Regions from separate parts of the Mus musculus genome. Here regions 1, 2 and 4 are each linked to region 3. The links are chromatin loops, found by intact Hi-C in ENCODE. Cell type or tissue: heart. All regions are shown on one strand.

Region 1 (5,000 bases), 220 kb after region 3:
CCTTTCTTGAATTTCCTCATTTTGATAATACAAGAGGATGTTTGGGGGCTGTGGAAGTGGCTTAATGGTTAAGAGCACTGGCTGCTCTTCCAGAGGACCTGGGTTCAATTCCCAGCATCACATGGTGGCTCATAACTCTGCCATAGGGGATGTGGCATCCTCTTCTGGCCTCCTTGCAGACAGTGTACCCATGCGATAGAGGCAAACATGCACCATACACATTGGGGTGCTTTGAATAAGACTCCCCCATGGGCTCTTATATTTAAAAGTTTGGTCACCAGAGGTGGAACTATTTGACAGGATTGGGTGGTGTGGCCTTGTTGGAGAGAGTGTGTGGCTGGGGTTGGCTTGGAGATTTCCAACAGTTCATACAAGGCAGCATGTGACTCTCAGCTGTTGCACTGGCGCAGTGATTCTCAACCTGTGGGTCAAGACTCCTTTGTGGGGTGTGTATCTAACGACCCTTTCACAGGGATCACCTAAGACCATCAGAAAGCAGATATTTACATTATGATTCATAACAGTAGCAAAGATACAGTAATGGAGTAGCAAAAACAATATTTTGGTTAGGGTCAGCAGGCCATGAGGACTGTGTTAAAGGTTGAAGACTTAGGAAGGGAAGGACCACCACTCTACCTCTGTGTGCTGCCATGTTCTCTCTCGGCCATGATGGGCAGGCTAGCCCTCTGAAACTAACCCATCTCCCAGTTAATACTTTCCTAAGCGTTGCCTTGGTCGTGGTGTCTCTTCACCGCAATAGAACTGTGACTAAGACATGCATACCATAAAAACTAGTGTTAAATAAATTTTAAAGAAAACATTTGGGCCTTGAGAGATGGCTTATTGGTTGAGAGCACTGGCTGCTCTTTCAGGGGACTTGGTTTAGTTCCAGCTCTCAAATGGCATCTACAGCCAACAGTAACTGACACGGAGGACCTGACTCCCTTCTGACCTCTTCAGACACTGCATGAGTGTGGTGCTTACATGCAGGCAAAGCACCCATACATATGAAGTAAATAAACCTTAAACAACAAGGGGGTGTTTGGGGAACATTTTCAGTGAATTGCATAGAAGACCATATTTGTTTTAAAGCCAGGGAATGAAATAGAGGGTGACTCTGGAAGATTACCTAATGACACTGGTCTCTCCCTTTCAGACTACCTGTGTAAACCTGAAGACAATGTCTACAGTATCGACTTTACCCGCTTCAAGATTCGAGATCTGGAGACGGGGACAGTTCTCTTTGAGATTGCCAAGCCGTGCATCTCAGGTGGGCCTGGGTATTGTGGTCACAAGCCGGGGAGGAAAGGACCTTGGGAAGCCCAGAGTTTCTGGGACGCTGGTGTGTGCCACTTTCATGATTACTTCCTGTCAGCATGCCTGCCAGTTGCACACCAGTTTAGGGCTTTGTTAAAAGGCTGGTGTGTGTGTGTGTGTGTGTTTGAGTGCCTGTGTGTGCCAGAATGTACCAGGTGGAGGCCAGGGGACAATTTTGTGGAGTCGGGGTTCTGTTTCCACATCTGTGGGGGGTCTAGAGAGTATGTGGCAGGCACCTCTGTGCATTGAGCTATCTCACTGGCCAGGTTCTTACACTTGATCTTAGCCAGAAGGCCGAGAAGCGATACTGGCCGGGTTCTTATGTAGCCCATGTTGGCCCAGAACTTGCCATGTAGCAGAGGATGTTCCTGAGCTATGACATGCGCCTTTCACCATGTGCTACAGGTACAGTCACAGCAGCCAGCATAGGAAGTTGACATTTCTTGTGTTGTGACACCATCCAGGCTCCTTAGTGAATTGCCTTATGTCATCTTGTCCTTGTGAGTGGCTCAGCCACTTTTTACTGAGAGGGAGCTGAGCCCCAGAATTCCCACGGGACCCTCCCCTAAGCCTCTGTGCTTGTTCAGTGCTGCACGCTGTCTGCAGTGTGTACTGACCCCACTGCGGCTGGACTGAACTGTAGGAAGAAAGTGAGCCCTGCCCGCCCTGAGCCCTTGCCGCAGGCGGCAAGGCAGCGTCCCCAGCTGTCTGTAACGAGTGCTTTCCGTTTCTTTCCAAGCCCTGCTTTAATGGCTTGTCTTTTCTGTTTTGTTTGTTTCCAAAGATTAAAAAAAACCAAAAAACAAAACCCCAAAACTGTGTGTGCCCCAGTGTGTCCCTCCGGGGTTTGTGCAATGAGTACAGTAGCCTCTAGAGGCCAGAAGAGGGTGTTGGATCCCTCGGCTGCCTGACAGTCCTCTGTAAGAACACTAAGTGTTCCAGCCCTGTGGTCTGCCTGTCTCTCTGTCTGTCTCTTTTCTTTCTAAGTAAAAGATTATTCTTGGGCTGGAGAGATGGCTCAGCGGTTAAGAGCACTGACTGCTCTTCCAGAGGTCCTGAGTTCAAATCCCAGCAACCTCATGGTGGCTCACAACCATCTGTAATGGGATCCAATGCCCTCTTCTGGGGTGTCTGAAGACAGCTACAGTGCACTCACATACATAAAATAAAAATAATAAATTTTTAAAAACAAAAAAAGAAAGAAAGATTATTCTTAAGTGTACGACAGACTCCACGAGAGCATTTCTGTGACTCTGTGTGACAAAAGATGAGCCTGGGGACTCAGTGACCATCACCCTCTGAGGTACGAGGAGAACTGATTCTTTTACTTCCCTCTGTTTGCTTGATTTTCTCATTTTGAGACAATCGCGTGTGGCTAGAGCTAGCCTCACATTTGCTGTTTAAGTGGAGGTGCGGGTGTAAGTTTTACTGTGATTGTGTGAGTATGGGGTGCATGTGTGCGTGCATGCTGGAGCAGAAATGAGGTGGGGATAGCTTGTGGGCGTTGGTTCTCTCCTTCTGCGTGGGTAATGAGGAGGGAGCTCTGGTCTCCAACGACCTTTACAGGGTAGCCATCCACGGGCCTTTCAACTGGGATCTCTAATGAAACTTACTCTTTTTAAAAAATAATTTATTTATTTTTATTTTATGTGAATTGGTGTTTTCCCTGCATGTATGTCTGAGTGACTGTATTGAGTCTCCTGGACCTGGAGTTACAGACAGTTGTGAGCTGCCAAGTGGGTGGTGGGAATTGAACCCAGGTTCACTGGAAGAACAACCGGTGTTCCTAACCCTGAGCCATCTTTCCAGCCCCTAATAAAACTTACTTTGCAAAGTTCTTCTCATTGGATTTGTGGCTCAGAATGAGCCAGCGATTCTCTGAGAATATAGGTATTAGCATCTCAGAGAAATAAAAGGCAGTCCCGAGCTGCGGTTCTCTCGTGAACGGAGCACTTATCTGGCTTAAAACACACAGGCAGACTTGCTAGGAAAGTGTTAGCCCAACTTGATCACCGGCCTGGCTCAGCGGGCCTTGCATTTCCCCCCGTCATCTTCTGGTCCTGCTCAAGGCACCGAAGCCTCCGGAAAGGCTGCTGCAGATGCTGTAGGTGTGTGGTCTTCATCCCTCCTAGTCCGTGAGCACTCGCTCACACCAGAGTGCCCTCCTGCATGGGTTGCTCTGATGGGCTTGAATCACATCAGTGGATCCGGGCCCTTACCATGTAGGTAGAAGCCCCAAACCAGGACAGCGCGCCAGTACCCCTGGGACATCACAGGCACAGATGCTGGGTGCTCAGATGTGTAGAGAATTCCCCTCCACGTTCATACTGTGACCATTGTAGATCTTTTATGTGGAATCAGCAGTAGGCTGGACCAGGGGATGGCACGGAGCACATGCCAGTCCACGTGCTGGTTCCAGGTGGTCAGAGAAGTGGGTCAGGGTGTCCTGCAATAGACATGAGCGTCCTGCGTTTGGTCAGTCAGGGTCGTTGGAAATCAGACGGTGCTCCCAGGATGCCTCTCATGCCCAGCCCTCTCTGCCTCCCATCCTGCTTAGAGTCTGGTGCTCTGATCCAGTCAGCGTGGACTCGGCTGTAGGATTGGAGTCACACAAGTCATAGCCCGTGTTCAGCCTGCCTCTTATTATTTCACCCCAGGACGTGCCCATCCCCCCAAATCATATAAGGCAAATCGCATCATGTTTTAAGAACAGACTTTGGTCAGCTGGACCTGCATTCAGAACTTTGCTCAATCCCTTACCTGTTTGGGAACTTTGGGCTTGGGCGTGACTTAGCATTTTGAACTTCAGTGTCCTTCTCTGTGAAGCCATCTGTGAAATCAGAACGAGCGGCTCCTCCCTACGGGGCTGCCTGAAGCCTGGTACAGCCTGTTGCCAGTCTGTGCCCAGGAAGCAGGGCTGTAGGGTTGGAACTAGTGTGATCTGTCAGTCGGTGGCGTGCTGGGTGGGTACGTGGGTGCTCACGGCTCAGCTCTGTGCTCTTGCAGACCAAGACCAGGATGCGGAGGAGGAGAGCGTCGACGTGGATATCAGTGTGGGCCGTTTCGTTCGATATCAGTTCACACCGGCGTTTCTTCGCCTCCGGACCGTTGGTGCCACGTGAGTGCTGTTATTTTTCTGAGGGCAGAACATTTGGCTTATCGTAAGGAAGAATGCGCTCTGTGGGGCTGAGGCTGGCTGTGAGGAAATGAAGAATCTCATAGAGATTCTCTTACAGGGTAGAGTTCACTGTGGGTGACAGGCCAGTGACAGGTTTCCGGATGATCGAGCGGCACTACTTCCGGGAGCGGCTGCTGAAGACCTTTGACTTTGATTTTGGCTTCTGCATCCCTAGCAGCAGAAACACGTGTGAGCACATCTACGAGTTCCCGCAGCTCTCCGAGGACGTCAGTACGTATGCGCGCGCGCGCACACACACACACACACACACACACACATACACACACACACACACACACACACACACACACACACACACCCCTCCGTGCCTCCCTCCCTCCCTCTGAGCTAGATTCTGACCACCACCTGCTCCAGTGGCCTCACTGCACAAGAGCGAAGTGTGGCTTGCTGTGTGTCAGGTCATGTGACCTCAGGTTCCTGTCTTCTGCCTCTGAGGACCCAGGCTGAGTCACTAAGGCCTCTCACTGTTGCTCACAGCCCCACT
Region 2 (5,000 bases), 160 kb after region 3:
GTGTACCCCAGCCCTCTCCCTGAGTGTCCCGGCACTGGGTTGTCACCCAAGTTCATATGCTGTTGGTTGATCTGGTGGAGACCTAAGACCGGCCACCCTCCTAAGCGGGGATAACCAGCAATGGGCTCAGCCTTCTCACCCTCTGATCCTATTATTCTGTTCAGAATCCAAAGCAGGGCTCCAGAGGCCCAGGGACTTGCAGAGAATAAGAAGAGTGTATGTCACAAAGTGTTCTTCACTTCTTAGAGGAAACTCCCAAGCGTCAGCCTTGCTGCGTTTTTAAGGGAAGGTCAAACCTCCCGCCCCTGCCCAGTTTAGTTTAAGGAGACTTTAAAACCCCCATATCTGGTCCTTCTGGGTCCCTAGCTGACCTTAAGCCTCAACAATGTCCACCACATTCTTACCCCAAAGCAGAAAAAGACCTTGAATTTTTGTACATTTATTTATTTAAAATGTGTGTTTGCCAAGTGTGGTGGTGCACACCTTTAATCCAAGCTCTTGGTGGGCAGAGGCAGGCATACGTGTGTGTGCATGTATATGTGTGTATATGGGTGTGCATGTATATGCAAATGTGTGTGCATGCACATGTACATGGGTATGGGTATATGTGTGTGTACATGTGCACAAGTGTGTATGTGTGTATGTATGCTCAAGGGTGTGTGTGTGTGTGTGTGTGTGTGTGTGTGTAGGCCAGAAGATAGCTTTCAGAAGTTGACTCTCTCCTTGTACCATCTGGATCCCAGGAATCCTGATCAGGTAGTGAGGCTCAGCAGGAAGTACTTTGACCAACTGCACAATCTTGCTGAGTTGCAGGATGGGCTTTCTTTAAGCATTTGATTGGTTTTGCTGTCTTCTGTCTCCAGTTTCCAAGGACAGAGGCATACAAAGCCAAGGTCGACAAGGACCTGCTATACCTGAGACTGGCCTGCAGGGGGCAGGAGTCACCAGGGCTGAATAACTGGATGAGTGGATGCTGCGTTTAGCCCTTTCAGTTCGAGGCAGAGGAATGGGACAGGTTTTTGGTGCCAGACACTGGGCGGCACCTTTTGTGATATTGTTTTGTTAGCCACCCATAAGAGCCCAAAGGAGGTGTTGTTAGTATCTAAGGGACAACCTCCAGAAGTCCAAAGTGAATCAGATCATCGCAATTCGTCTGACTCGGCATTCTATCCCTGGTACGTCGTCTTTCATATTTTTAAAAAGACTTATTTTTATTTTATGTGTATGAGTGTGTTTTCCCCCTGTTTGTATGTGTACCACATGTGTGCCTGATGCCTTCAGAGCTCAGAAGTGGTACATTAGATCCTCTGGAACTGGAGTTACAAAAGGTTGTGAGCATCCCCGTGGGTGCTGGGAACCGACCCCGGGGCCTCTGCAAAAACAACAAGCACACACAACCACTGAATCATTTTCCCAGCCACTCTCAGTGGGTCTTAATGCCAGCTACAGGTTAGAGCTCCCCAGAGAGTCCACAGACTCTGCACTTGGCCGCCCTATGCCCACTGCACCAGGGATTTCAGGGCAGGGTCCAGCTGTTTCTGTGTTTCTCTTTCTTTTCTCTCTCTCTCTCTCTCCCTCATTTTTTTTTTTTTGGTGTGTGTGTGTGTGTGTGTGTGTGTGTGTGTGTGTTTTCAAGACAGGGTTTCTCTGTGTAGCCCTGGCTGTCCTAGAACACACTTTGTAGACCAGGCTGGCCTCGAACTCAGAAGTCCGCCTGCCTCTGCCTCCCAAGTGCTGGGATTAAAGGCATGCGGCACCACTGCCCGCCTGTATTTCTCTTTCTTAGCGTTATTCTGGACTATAGTTAAATAATTGTACTCCTCACTCTCTCTTGCCCACCTGCGAGGATGTAAACTCCCGTTGTTGTTGTTCCTCTTCATTGTTTCCAGAGCCAAGCACAGCACCCGGCTCATAAATGCCGGGCAAACGATACTTCCTTCTTCCACTTGAATAATTACTTATCAGCGCCTATTATGTACCACAGGCTTTCCTGTATGCGCCGTATTAGCCAGACAGGGAAAGTCCCATTTTCTAACGGAGGAAACTGAAGCTCAGGAATAGAAGGTGATCACAGGCAGAGCTGGGGCTCAACCTTAGACCCCAGATCCTTCCCCATTCATCAGAGGCCATTGACCCAGACCCCTGGACCAGCGGAGTGCTTCCTCTGAGTTGCTTTGCATTTCCGTTAGCGGTCTGCCCCTCCCCAGCTCTCTGGCATCTTTACCCTCTTTCCTGCCCTTTAGCTGTTCCCACCCAGTCTCCTCCTTTTGTGTTCGGGGAGTGGCTTCTTCCTTTTCCCCTCCTCCAGGAGTATGGGCCAAGCAAGGCATCAAGAAACTGCCTAGGCAACACCGTTCCCTGGTCTGCAGCGACACACAGCACCAGAGACATAGTGAACTAGCCAGCGACCTCCTTTTTAGCCTCCTAGGAGGAAGCCTGTGCCACCCACTGGGCAAGGAACCCAGCCATCTTCTCTAATGAAATTCCTGACCAGACATCCCAATGGACAAAAGTCCCTGGGAGAGGAAGCAGTCTGGGCTTGGTGTCTGCGATTGCATCAGGGGCCAGGGAGTAGGTCAACCTCCTGGTCTATCTCTGGCGCCCCCTGCTGGGGAAAAGCTGGATACACGGATAAGAGGAATGCTTCTCTGGGTACCCGCCTACCACTGCCGCGCTCAGACCCGGACATCTGAGGCATGAGAATTCCCTTGCCAAAGCAAGAATTTGGAGGGACAAGGAACACCGAGTCATCTGTAAAGTTCCGACTGTGGGAACTCGGAGGACCATTTTTAAAAGGCAAACCTCCCTGTTCTGCACTCCAGCGAAGCCAGTGAAAAAGACCTTTAGGTCAGAATTGGGAAGAGGATGGGAAGGACCAGAGAGACCTTGGCCACGTCCTCTGTGCCAGCGCTGCCTTCATTCTCCTCTCCTCAAGGCCATCGCTTGGCTTCCCGAGGGTCAGAGAGCCTTTCCACGGCAGAGGGAGCATAAGGAAGAAGCAGATGACAGCTGTGGCTTCAGCTGTGCCGCCAGCCCTGGAGCCTCATTCCATGTCAGCGATGAGGCAAGTGTGAAAAATGGAGCGTAATAGAGACGTCACAAGATCTCCCAGGCCCTCAACTGAGAACCACCTTGCTGCTCAGTCAGCTGGAATTGCCAGTGGCTGATGAGGCATGCTCACCCGGCTCAGTGCTCTCCAGACCCGGCTTACATCTCCCTGGGGTCCTGCGTGTGCATGCATGTGTGTGGTTAGTGTGTGTGTGTGTGTGTGTGTGTGTGTGTGTGTGTGTGTGCCTGTGTGTTCAACCACGCGTGCGTGTGCGCAGGCTGTGAGGCACCCTGGCTTTGGGGGCCCTAGCCAGCTTTCCCCTTCTGGATCTGCTGGCCTAATTCCCAGTTGCAGCTGCCACCTTGGGTCCCCCTCCCCAAGGCAATCTCCCTGCATATTTGGTAGCATAAGAAGGAGGGGCTGAGGCAAGGGGATAGACAGAGAATGGACTGAGCCTAATGCTGTAATCTGTTGTTGATGATCCTAAAGGCTTCCCAGCGCCAGTGCCCTCTGTGATCTACTCTCCAGGGGATTTTTTCCCCCGGTGCTATGCACTTTTTCCTTCTGCCTTCGGCTCCTTAAGAAACTGACTAGAAAGTTAAACCTAGACACACAAACGCACATACAAACCACCAGGAAAAAAAAAAAAATCAGCAGGAGCAGACAGGCAGGCAGGCAGGCAGGCAGACAGACGAGCACGCGCGCTCCGGCTCAGCTCTGTCCTGGAGGAAGAGCGACTGGAGCAGAGAGAGTCGCTGGGGTTGGCAGTGACCCAGACTGAGGTCTTCTGCGCCCCCCCCCCCCGCCCCCAGAAGCCTCCTTCATGGACCCAGAGACCGCCAAAGGGGCTGTGTCAGCGTAGGATGGGCAACTGCGTCAAGTCGCCACTAAGAAACCTCTCAAGAAAGGTATGTTTTGGGAGCCCCCGAGTCTTGGTACTGGGGTTGCGGACATCTTGTTGCCTACCCCAGAGGGGATGAAGTGGGTGGGCATCTGATGTTCATTAGGCTTCCCAGGGTGTCTGTCCAAAACTGTGTCCCTATTCTGACTTCAAGACACCCTCCATCAGCAGATTCTTATGTTCTAGGGAGGCTCTGAGCTAAAGTTAGGGCTTAAAGGTGCCTGGGGTTAGGGGTGAGAGGTCATGGGGTCCCGGAAGGTCATATCTGGGATTCATGAAAGAGGTAAGCAAGAAACCATGTGACTTTGGGGCTTCATGGCTATAAGATGAAACGTGTGGATTCTTAGGATGGCAGTGTACATATTTAGAGTCTAAAGCATCGGAGACCCTTCAGGAGCAGACCCCAGGGCTGAGCCGGTCTGTGCTCCTCACTGGTAATCTCTAAGCCAGTGGTTCTCAAACTTCCTAAGGCGGCAGCCCTTTAATGTGGCTCCTCGTGCTGTGGTGACCCCCAACTATTACATTATTTTTGTTGGTTCTCCTTAACAGTAATGTTGCTACTGTTATGATTTGTGACGTTTGCCAAAGGGGTCATGACCTACAGGTTGAGAACCAATTATCTAAGTTTCGAAGGAACCGTATTAAGCAAGGAAATGTCCCCCTTTGATTATATTTACAATAACTCTTGAGTCAGGGGTGGGAGTCAGGACCATATGGTCTTAGGACCCAGGATGGCTTCTTTTGAGAAACACGGTGCCTGAGAGATATGTGGGTCAGGATTGTACATGTCACTTTTCAGGGTGGATTTACTGCTTGTACGCTAGGACTTTTTTTTGCAAGAATTCCTTGGAGAAAGCGAGTGTTCCCTCCCTCGGGCTTCTCCAGGAAGGTCTGGGTTATGTTTAGAGTGTGTTCTGCTTGGGCTCTGCGTATATTGCAGGCTGGCTGGAGTCAGGTCGTAGACTGATAAAGATTTTTGCCTCCAGTGTTTTCATTTGCCAAATAAGAAATGGGATTGCCAATCGAGGGGGCGGGGATTGGAGGGTCAGG
Region 3 (5,000 bases):
TCTCATGGAGGCATTTCCTCAACTGAAGGTCCTTTCTCTGTGATAACTCCAGCTGTGTCAAGTTGACACAAAACTAACCAGTACAGCGTGTTTTGTTGTTTTTGTTTTTATGGAGACAGGGTCTCACTATGCAGCCTCTGGATAGCCTAGAACTCTGTAGAGGAGGCTGGCCTGGGGTCAGTTCCATCTGCGTCTTCCTCGCAGATACTAGCATTAAAGATGCGAGGCTTTTAGACCAAAATAAATAAATAAATAAATAAACAAATAAATAAATAAAAAGGGAAAAAGGAGATATTTGTAAAGTTCTACAGACAAAATTTAACAGATGTGTGTAGTATTCAAAGCGGGAGCAGGAACATTGAACAAACGCTGAGGATATGGAGCTAAACAAAGTCCAGATTTGCTGGCAATTGCAGGGTCCTTACTGGTTCCTGGGTCTGTTCCTTGACTCATTAATACACGGTTTCATACATTCATTCATTAAATTGCATAAAGCACCTGCTACTTGCCATGAAAGATTTCGGGTAACTCTCGGGATGCAGCGCTGGCAAAAATCTAAGCACTGCGGACTTTACAGTCTATGTAGGGCACAACGGAAGAGAATAACAACGGTCTTTAAGAGCGATAGGGACAATGATAACGACAAGGACAGGGCTGTCGAGGGCCTGGGAAATCGCGGAATTAGAAGGCAGCGAGCGAGGAAAGAGAATGGCGCCTCCGCTAACGTGACTTGTTCTCCGCACTTCAGATCCTGTCCAGGGACTCCAAAGAAGGGAGCGATTAAAACCAGAAAAGCTCGCAAAAGTTCAGTTCCGCGGACATCCTCACCTAGGCGCTGACAAGCAGGGAGATGGGGCACAGGAACGGGGCGCATGCGCGCTCTCGCTCCAGCCGCCCCAGGGACGGATAAAGTGCGCAGGCGCTGGAGTTCCTAGCCAGGTCTGAGAAGGCGTTGCCCAATAGGAACGTCGTTCGGCGTCTTTGTCCCGCCCCCTTCGCCCGTCCCCATTTCCGCTTCCGGCGCGCCGGTGTAGTTCCATGATGGCGTCGGCGGTGCTGTCAGCGTCTCGGGTCTCTCGGCCGCTGGGCCGGGCCCTCCCCGGGTTGAGGCGGCCCATGTCGAGTGGCGCCCACGGCGAGGAGGGTTCAGGTACCCGGGGGCTCTCGGATGGGCGTGGGGTCTCGGCGGGTGGCGTGCGGCGGCGTGGCGGGGCCGGAGCCCGGGGCGGTGACCTTGGCGGGAGGGAGCGGCCGAGGCTGACGTTGTGGCCCCCGCCGCAGCTCGGATGTGGAAGGCCCTCACCTACTTCGTGGCGCTGCCCGGGGTGGGAGTGAGCATGCTCAACGTGTTCCTCAAGTCGCGGCACGAAGAGCACGAGAGACCCCCGTTCGTTGCCTACCCTCACCTGCGCATCAGGACCAAGGTAGGCGCTGCGCCTTTACTGTCCGTCTGTCCGTCCGTCCTCCAGGCATCCGTTATTGCGGGGTTGTCCACTCCCCTGGCCCAGCCCTTGGGGGAGTTTTAGGATCTTGGCTGCCTGTCCGTCCGTGCAGATAGAATATTTTATTTACTCTTCGTTTGACGGAAGGGAAGCCAGTTTGTAGGTCGTGGCTCGGTTTTCTTAAAAGGCCACCCAGTAAATGCCTGCGGGCTTTCAGCTCCTCCAACTTGTCACCTTTTGTCCAATGGTGCACTTTATTAGCTTCCTGCGGGAAAGTTTGGAGGTTTGGGGTGTCCCTTTATAGCCGCAAATCCTGAAGGTGATCCGGGATCCGGGCGATTGGCGTAGGCTTAAGCACAGACTGCCCGTTGGTTCTCACAGTGCCTGTCGTTTTATCAGTTCTTTGCCTTGGCTGTTCGTGTAGAAACCCTGTCTCGAAAAACCAAAAAAAAAAAAAAAAAAAAAAAAAAGACAGTTATAATGTCTCATGATGTATTTTAACAAGCCCGTCTTCCACTGTATCACCTAATTCACCTAAGACTGGCCTTGCAGAAACTTATTCTAGACTTCAATTTTACAACCCAGAAGGCTCCATGCCGTTCCCGTACAGCCTCAGCACTTGAGAGGCCAAAGAGAGCCAATGTCTTGTTCAAGGCCAGTCTGGTCTACAAAGTGAGCTCCAGGACAGCCAGGGGGGAGACTTTCTCAGAAAAAGAAAAGGTGTTTGACAGCAGCCTTGCCTTGGGGCTCTGCCCACTAGGTGGCAGTAGCACCCCCCTCCTAAGGCCTCTAGATAATGCTCCCATATCCCGCCCCTGGCACTTGGGGTCAGAAAACAAGCGTTTTCTCAGTAGTAGCTATCAGGAAGTTTCTATCAGTAGTAGTTGCTGGTTATTCTCTGCCACGTTATGAAATGGAGATTAGCTTGGGCTAAATGGGGTTACCACAGAAAGCCAAAAATGGTTGTGAGCTATTGACCAAGAGCAATGCTTTTCAAACATGGAGGGGAAGGGACAGGAGAGAGGGCTCAGTGGTGTAGAGTGCTGCTGCTCTTACAGAAGAGCCTAGTTTCCAGTGGGTGGCTCACAACATTCTTTAGCCCCAGCTGCAGGCAGGGATGATATCTTTGGTCTCTGTGTACACCTACACTCGTGCATATACCCACAGAGATGTACACAGAATAATATTCATGCTGGCAGAGGCAGGTGGTCAACATAGCACATTCTAGGACATCCAGGGCTACATAAAGAGACCCGTCTCAAAATCAGACAAAACTATGATTGGCAGAGTCATACATGCTGTAACCCCAGCACTGCAGGCAGAGGCAAGAGGAGCGTTGTAAGTTTTTGATTAGACTGTTCTATTTAGTGTTCCAGGTTAGCTAGATAAGGAAACCCTGTTTCAGCAACCTTGCCAAGTCTGCCAGTGAGGGCTAGTCTCTTGGGATCCACTCTATAGGAGGACAGAACTTCTTCTTTTGTTTTTTTGGTTTTTTTTTTTTTTTGCGGGGGGGGGGGGGTTGGTTTTGTTTTGTTTTGTTTTTTGAAACGGGGTTTCTCTGTGTAGCCCCGGCTGTCCTGGAACTCACTCTGTAGACCAGGCTGGCCTCGAACTCAGAAATTTGCCTGCCTCTGCCTCCCAAGTGCTGGGATTAAAGGCGTGTGCCACCACTGCCTGGCTGAGATTTATTTTTATGAGTGCACTGTAGCTGTCTTCAGACACACAGGAAGAGGGCATCAGATCCCATCACAGATGGTTGTGAGCCACCATGTGGTTGATGGGAATTGAACTCAGGACCTTTGGAAGAGCAGTCAGTGCTCTTAGCTGCTGAGTCATCTCTCTAGCCTGAGTTAGTCTTTTTTTAAAAAGGTAGTGAGCAAAAGGATTGAATTTAGGTCGCAGTTTTCTAGTCCTTCTGCAACCTCTGTTCTTCTAGGAGCTCTGGAATAGCAGTCAGTGTGTGTGCACACGCATATGTGCACGTGAGTGCAGGTGTTTGTGTCACAGTTGTGAGTCACCTCATCTGAAGTTTGGGAGAATTTTGAAGGAACAGATCTTATCCACTGAGCCACCTTTCCAACATCTTATGTTAAGATTTATTTTCTTTTAAATTATTTGTGTGTGTGTGCACATGAGAAGAGGGCTTCAGATCCCCTAGAGCTGGAGTAGTAGCAGATGTGAGCTGCCAGCCGTGGATGGGTGATAGTCACGTGCAGAACAACAGATGCTCTTACCTGCTGAGCCATCCCCTTCCTCGGGGAGCTACCTTGCGCTTGCTTGTCTTACCATCTACTTCGAAGGAGAGATGGCTCAGTGGTGTTAGAGCACTGGCTGCTTCTCCAGGGGTCCTGAGTTCAATTCCCAGCAACCACATGGCAGCTCATAACCATCTGTAATGGGATCTGAATCCTTCTTTTGTGAAGACAGAGTACTTATACATAATTACAGAAATAAATTAAAGTTACATTAAAAAAAATAAGAAAAAGCTCTGGGAAAGTTGACATTTTTATGTCAGTAAATCTATGCCAGTAAAGGCACATTTCCATTTTGATTTTATGTATTACCTCTTTCGATTCTGAGCATTTTCTGGAAATAACTAATTGACATCTTCGCTCCGCAGCCCTTCCCCTGGGGAGACGGTAACCATACCCTCTTCCACAACCCTCATGTGAACCCACTTCCGACCGGCTATGAAGATGAGTAAAGAGAACCTGGCCTCCCCCAGGCAACAAAGGGACCACAGCACTGGTTTTGGACCCTTACTCTGTGTGGACCACGAAAACCCTTTGGATGCTAAGCTCGTGTCTCCTTTCCTCAGATGGCGACCATTACTCTGATCTTCCATCCCTTCTGCTTGTAAGAGGAGATGCCTTAAATAAATAACTTAAACTCAGATGGTCCGTGAGCTGGACGGTACGATTTTATTCTCAGACACTGACATTGCTTTGCTGTTTTGCAGTGGTTCAGATCTGGTTTAGCTGACCGAATACCGTTTCTAGCTGGCTCCCTGCTGGTTTCTTGTGCTTAGCATGGGTAGAGAGCTAAATGACTAAGAGCAGAGAGAGGTAGAGTTACCATTGGGATGGGCTCCCTGACAGACAGTGGATGATCAATAGAATTGCCGCTGATTACCATCTGTAACACATGCGTGACAACTTCAAAGACTGGGCTGCATTGCAGGTTTCAGGTCAGTCCAGGCTGCACAGACCCTGAACAAAGTACATGAGCTTTAGTCAGCTCTTCTCGTCACAGCAGCTCCTGTTGCAATCTACAAAAGGAGCTGAGTTCTTACCTTTAGGAAAAGAATTTCTCAGGCAGACAGCGATGGTGCGTGCTTTAATCCCAGCACTTAGGCAGAGGCAGGCAGAGCTCCAAGATCAAGGACAGCATGGTCTACACAGCGAATTCCAGGCCAGCCAGGGCTACAAGGGAAACCCTGTCTAGGAAAACCAACAACACAGCAGTGGTAGTTACCAGACAACAGCATCGCCATCAGTTGCCCATCAAATGGAAGACCTTTAAGAGGCTGAAGTCAGGATGAGTGATCATGCTACTCTG
Region 4 (5,000 bases), 110 kb after region 3:
GAACAACAGCCACCATCCACACCACCCGTACCTCCCACGTGTAATGTGTTGAAGAAGCACGGGTAACGGTGGCCTTTGTTCTCCAAATAGGTGATGAAAGGAAGAGCTGACCACACGAGCTGGTAGAAATCCTTCCGGCATCGCAGTAGCACGACTCCAGTGTAGGCATTGAGGTATCGGACTACAGGAGGAAGGGGAAATTGGGAAAGAAATTAAAATTCACAGAATTATACAGAAAAACCCTATCGTAGGCAAACGTCACATGGGAGGATGTGCTGGCATGGACCACCCCAGCCGGGATAGGGGTCCCTGGGATGTGGGTTCTCGAGGTCAGGTGGCTAAGGATTCGGTGGTGATAAACAAACAGAGGCAGTCTGAATCTGCGTGTATTTTGCAGCTCTCCGTCAAGGGTTTTTATACTTAGAGAAATAGGTGTTACAGCTCAGCTCGGAAAAGTTGTGTTCAGTGAAACAGCAAAATAGGACAGACATAACAACCACCTGGTACATCAAATACAAAATCATCCAAGTCACAACTTCAAAGAAAGGTGTTCTCAGTAAAACATACGAAAGTCATCTGAGGCTGGGGCAAATTCCCAAAAACATGCCAATGAATTTTTATGATCAGTTCCCTGTTCTGTAGCTCTTTAAACTGTTTTAATTTTTCCTATATAATACTTTCTTAAACAAGATACCAAAACCTATTTCTGATGACGCAGGTGCAGCCATATAAAATATTGTTGGGAAAGTTTATATTTATTAATACTATCTTACACATGATTTATAAAGAGAAGTGCTGTCTTTCCTGGAGATGAGGTCATGTTTAGTGACTCCATCTCAAGGGATGGTTTTGTAGTCATAATACTCGCTTAAGATCTTGACCTAGGCTATCAGGAACACCTCATATACAGGAAAAGGAATAGAAAACATAAAACTGATAAGTAGCCAAAAGATCTACGACTCAATAATTTTTCTCCTGTGAAGAGTTCCACAGCCTGTTCCAGGAGGTCTCCCCTTTTTGAGATCAAACGCCTCAGCCTGTGGAATTTGTCACACAGATCCTTACTAGAGGTGGTGTGGCAATGCACCACACTAAAGATTTGTAATCGTGTGCTGTTTTGCTTGCATGTATTTACACATTTGTGCCTGGTGTTGTCCTCTGGAACTGGAGTTTCAGACTATTTCAGATAGGAATCTTTCCTCTCCCAAAGACCGCTGAGCCCTCTCTCCATCTCCACCTAACATTCTTGAAAGTGGCTTTTTTGTTTTGTTTTTGTCTGCTTTTAGACAGTCCAGTTAGGACTTCCTGGCTGGCCTGGAACCTGCCTTTGCTCCCTGGGGACTGCTAGGATAAAAGCATGGGCCGCAGCACCCAGCTTGAAAGGAAACGTTAAGGGAAACCTTCCGCCCTCAAGAAGTCGCTGACCACTCAGGTCAATGAATGGAGAGAGAGCCCAGCTCCACCGTAATTAACATTAACGCTGCAGGGGGAAAAAAAATCCTTGCCGGGGAAACGCCTGTTTTCCTGTAGAGCTCAGCGAAAGCAAGAAAACTTTGTGGTTTTATGTATGTTTGATTCTGCATAGTTCAAGTGTGCTTGCGGAATTAGGAGCTAAACTAAGAAGCGACATTCTGAGAAAAACAAAGCTTCCATCCTGCGTTTCCATATGAGAATTACTGTCTAGTCTGTTCGAGCTCGCAGCCGGGTTTAAACTTTGAGGGATACATTTGACATTTTAAAACGTGCTAACGTGACCTGTCAAATCATGGCTCTTAGGAATTCTACATGGCTACTTTCATTTAGCCTAGTGAATTCAACACCCATCTTCCACTAAAACGGGCAGTAAACGGAATCCCCCAACTCAACCCACCCCGGCACACACACCGGGGGCTGGGTATTGAACTTTTTGCCTTGTCCCACTGCGCGATCGGCACCTTCTGTTCAGTTTTCGACCCGCCGCACTCCGATTTTCTAGAACCCTCCACTATCGTACAAAACGCGACACACTGGCCGGGCCTCGCCCTGGCAAAGCGCGCCCCGCACTGCATCCGCAGCGCCCTCGTACCTGCAAAGCCCACGGAGCAGGCGGCGGCGCCGAAGGCCCCGTGCACCCGGGCGATCGTGTCGCGGACCAGCCCGCCCAGCACGCGGTCGTCCAGGCTCAAACGGCAGCGCGCGTCCTCGGACACCAGCTCGCACAGAAGGTACCTGCGGCGACAGCGGGGTGAGCGCGGCCCGGGTCGCGGGGACGGCGCGGGGACAGCGCTGCTTACCTGTGCTTGAACCGCACCATGGCGTCCGCGCCGGATGCGGGAGGAAGGCGGCACTAGGCTCGGACAGGCAGCGTGCCCTGTCAATCTCCACGCTCCGCCTCCCGCGGCGGGCGTAAGAGCGCATGCGTTCGCCTCCGGCCGGCGCTGGGGATTTTCCACACAAGTTCTGTGCGCTCAGAGTCCCCCAAGTGAACGTTTAAGGTCAGCCCTGCACTTAAAGTCCGAGAGTGTCGCACGATCTGGGACCTAAAAGTCAGAGCACAGGTTTTCCCATACAGCCAAATACGCGAATTCTTTGAGGGGATTTCGACAGTTTTGTGGAGGGGAGTTCTTTTCAAGTGGTTTCCAAAAACAATATAGTATCCTCCCTCCCTCTCTTCCTGGTTTCTTTTTTTCCTCAAGCTAACCCCAGACTGACTGTGTAGCCAAGACGACCCCGAACTTCTGATCCCCTGCCTTTTCCTACGAAGCGCTGGCATTACCAACGCGTCCCACCACACCCAGCCCTCTGTTTTCTGTTAAGAATAGAGGATTATGTTTTAAAATGAAGAACAGAGGGTTAAGGTTTTTAATGCGTTTTTCTAGCCCATTCCCTTGAATACCTTTGTGTGATTAATAAATGATAAATTATTATTGTTGTTGTTGGGTTTTTGATACAGCGTTTCTTTCTGTAGCCCGGGCTGTCCTGGAACTCACTCTGTAGACCAGGCTGGCCTTGAACTCAGAAATCCGCCTGCTTCTGCCTCCCGAGTGCTGGGATTAAAGGCCTGCGCCACCACTGCCCAGCATTTAAAAAACAAACAAACAAAAAAAAAAAAAAAAAAAAAAAACAGGGTCCCACTCTATCTACCTAAGGCTAGCTTGGAGCCCAAAGCAATCCTGCCTCAGCCTCCTAAGGACTAGGACTACAGGGGTGTGCTACACTTCATTTATCTTGCATGTTAAGTGCATATTCTTTTTTAAAATTTATTATTATATCTAAGTACACTATAGCTTTCTTCAGACACACCAGAAGAGAACATCAGATCTCATTACAGATGGTTGTGAGCCACCACGTGGGATTTGAACCCAGGACCTTCAGAAGAGCCTTCACTCCAGCCCCTAAGTCCATATTTTTTTAAAGATTTATTTATTATTATATGTAAGTGTAGCTGTCTTCAGACAATCCAGAAGATGGAGTCAGATCTCATTACGGATGGTTGTGAGCCACCATGTGGTTGCTGGGATTTGAACTCCGGACCTTCAGAAGAGCAGTCAGGTGCTCCTACCTACTGAGCCATCTCACCAGCCCTAAGTGCATATTCTTAATGGTGTGACTCAGTGAGGTGGATTTGTGTGACTGCCACCCTATTAAGATGTAGATAAGGTTCAGTGCTCCCCAAATTCCCAGGCCCTTGCCAAAACCTTTAGTGGGAAGGAGCCATCATCCCCATTTCTGGAGAGATAGGTTTTGCCAGGCCTTGGCCTGGACATATATGTTTTAAGCATGCAACATGCCTGTAAGTCCGCTGCTTGACTCTATTTTCCTGTCGCCGGTGCTGCTACAGACATTCCTCACGTGCTCGGTATTGCATGTTTTAAGTGCACCACTAAGTCGGTCAGCATTGCCTTAATACACATTGTCTACAGATTTTCTTGTTATCCTGGGTTTCTTGGTGCCTGGCTTTGTAGCAGGGTCATTTTTGAAAATTAGATTTATTTATTTGTTGTAGAAATGTGGAGGTGCGTATTTGCCACGGCCGGAGGTGGCGATCAGAGGACGACTTTGGGAAGTTGGTTCTCAGGACCTCCGTTATGTGTACAGCTGTCATGGCCTCGCCTGGCCAGGTGTGGTAACGTAAAGCAAGACTTATATTTCACAGCTGACTATTTACAAGATCCGAAATCAGTTTTCAGTCTTCTCTTAGCCACAGCTTTAGGGGACCACAGATGTCCCTTCGCAGACTGCCATTCACTATTGCAATCAAGAGGCAATCATCGTCCACAGCCAGCGGCCGGTAGGGGGTGCCAGAGGCCCACTGTGTAGCTCGCCACACTCCCCACTCTCTAAAAATAGCACCAGTGCCTTTATCCTAACCCTGAGACCATTTTATAGATGCGGTCCGGGCCCAGGCCCAGAATTTAACCTTGAAAGCATTGGTCTCCAAACTCCCTGCTCGGATCCACTCCGATGCTCACTGCCCACCTGCTGTAACGTAGCCACAGGCGTGGGTTCGGATCCCCGGTCTTCGTCCTCCGGCCCGGTGCTGTCAGGGACCACACCGCGTCTCCAAAGCAGAGCTTCCCCTTCTAGTTCCGATTATTAAGAATTATTAGGATGGAGGTGTAGGTGGGATTGCACCGGCACGGGAGGGCGGGTGCCTAATAAACAAACAACGGCGAGCGGCTGTCACCCAGAGGAAGCACCCTGATCCGGGCCAGCCGGGAAGTGCGGGCCAGACGCCTCCCGGTGGGCCGGCGGCGGCGACGTGTCGTCGCAGCCTCTCCCGGTGGTAATTAGCCCCCGCCCTCGGCTCCGCCAGCCGCTAATTACACGTCTCCTAATGAGGCCGGCGGCTGTTTGCAATCACCCGGGTCCCCGCCGCGCGGGGGCGGGAGTCGTGGGCCGGCGTCAGGCGGAGGAAGGGGCTGAGGCTTAGAGAGGCGGACCTACGCAGGCATGACTCACGCGGGGATGGAGCCTAATCCCCGCTGAGCCCAAACCTGTGCGTCGTCGAGCCCATTCAT

The links. Hi-C counts contacts between places; a loop is a spot of excess contacts. Peaks named below come from ENCODE experiments on the same cell type or tissue, not always from the same donor. Only the 100,000 strongest peaks of a DNase experiment are listed, where the experiment ranks them.
Region 1: a loop joins it to region 3, with 3 times the contacts of the local background. A loop is called at or near these places in 5 of 42 quality-filtered maps.
Region 2: a loop joins it to region 3, with 3.0 times the contacts of the local background. A loop is called at or near these places in 5 of 42 quality-filtered maps.
Region 4: a loop joins it to region 3, with 5 times the contacts of the local background. A loop is called at or near these places in 7 of 42 quality-filtered maps.

What each region holds. Positions count from the first base shown.
Region 1 is chr5:115,126,737-115,131,736 of GRCm38, reverse strand. It overlaps Unc119b (unc-119 lipid binding chaperone B), which reads left to right. Exons shown (of 5, transcript NM_175352.4): 2 at 1,157-1,270; 3 at 4,324-4,435; 4 at 4,554-4,726. Among named protein-coding and RNA genes, the nearest start is that of Unc119b, 5.7 kb to the left of the region's middle. In heart, a CTCF peak has its summit at 2,193 (motif pointing right); no DNase peak of the experiment used is centred here.
Region 2 is chr5:115,184,969-115,189,968 of GRCm38, reverse strand. All of the region lies in intron 1 of Cabp1 (calcium binding protein 1), which reads left to right. Among named protein-coding and RNA genes, the nearest start is that of Gm35515, 6.9 kb to the left of the region's middle. In heart, CTCF peaks have their summits at 934 (motif pointing right) and 2,614 (motif pointing left); DNase peaks (open chromatin) are centred at 2,248, 2,588 and 3,138; H3K4me3 peaks cover 1,755 bases; H3K27ac peaks cover 382 bases; H3K27me3 peaks cover 2,192 bases.
Region 3 is chr5:115,344,989-115,349,988 of GRCm38, reverse strand. Cox6a1 (cytochrome c oxidase subunit 6A1) reads left to right here and starts at 1,031. Exons shown (of 3, transcript NM_007748.5): 1 at 1,031-1,150; 2 at 1,282-1,424; 3 at 4,063-4,337. The coding sequence starts at 1,042. The coding sequence ends at 4,146. In heart, CTCF peaks have their summits at 838 and 2,200 (motif pointing right); DNase peaks (open chromatin) are centred at 928 and 2,188; H3K4me3 peaks cover 2,641 bases; H3K27ac peaks cover 1,629 bases.
Region 4 is chr5:115,235,343-115,240,342 of GRCm38, reverse strand. It overlaps Pop5 (processing of precursor 5, ribonuclease P/MRP family (S. cerevisiae)), which reads right to left and starts at 4,492. Exons shown (of 6, transcript NM_026398.4): 1 at 4,459-4,492; 2 at 2,274-2,519; 3 at 2,066-2,208; 4 at 32-181. The coding sequence starts at 2,293. In heart, a CTCF peak has its summit at 2,389; DNase peaks (open chromatin) are centred at 1,355, 2,352, 4,322 and 4,832; H3K4me3 peaks cover 2,994 bases; H3K27ac peaks cover 1,900 bases.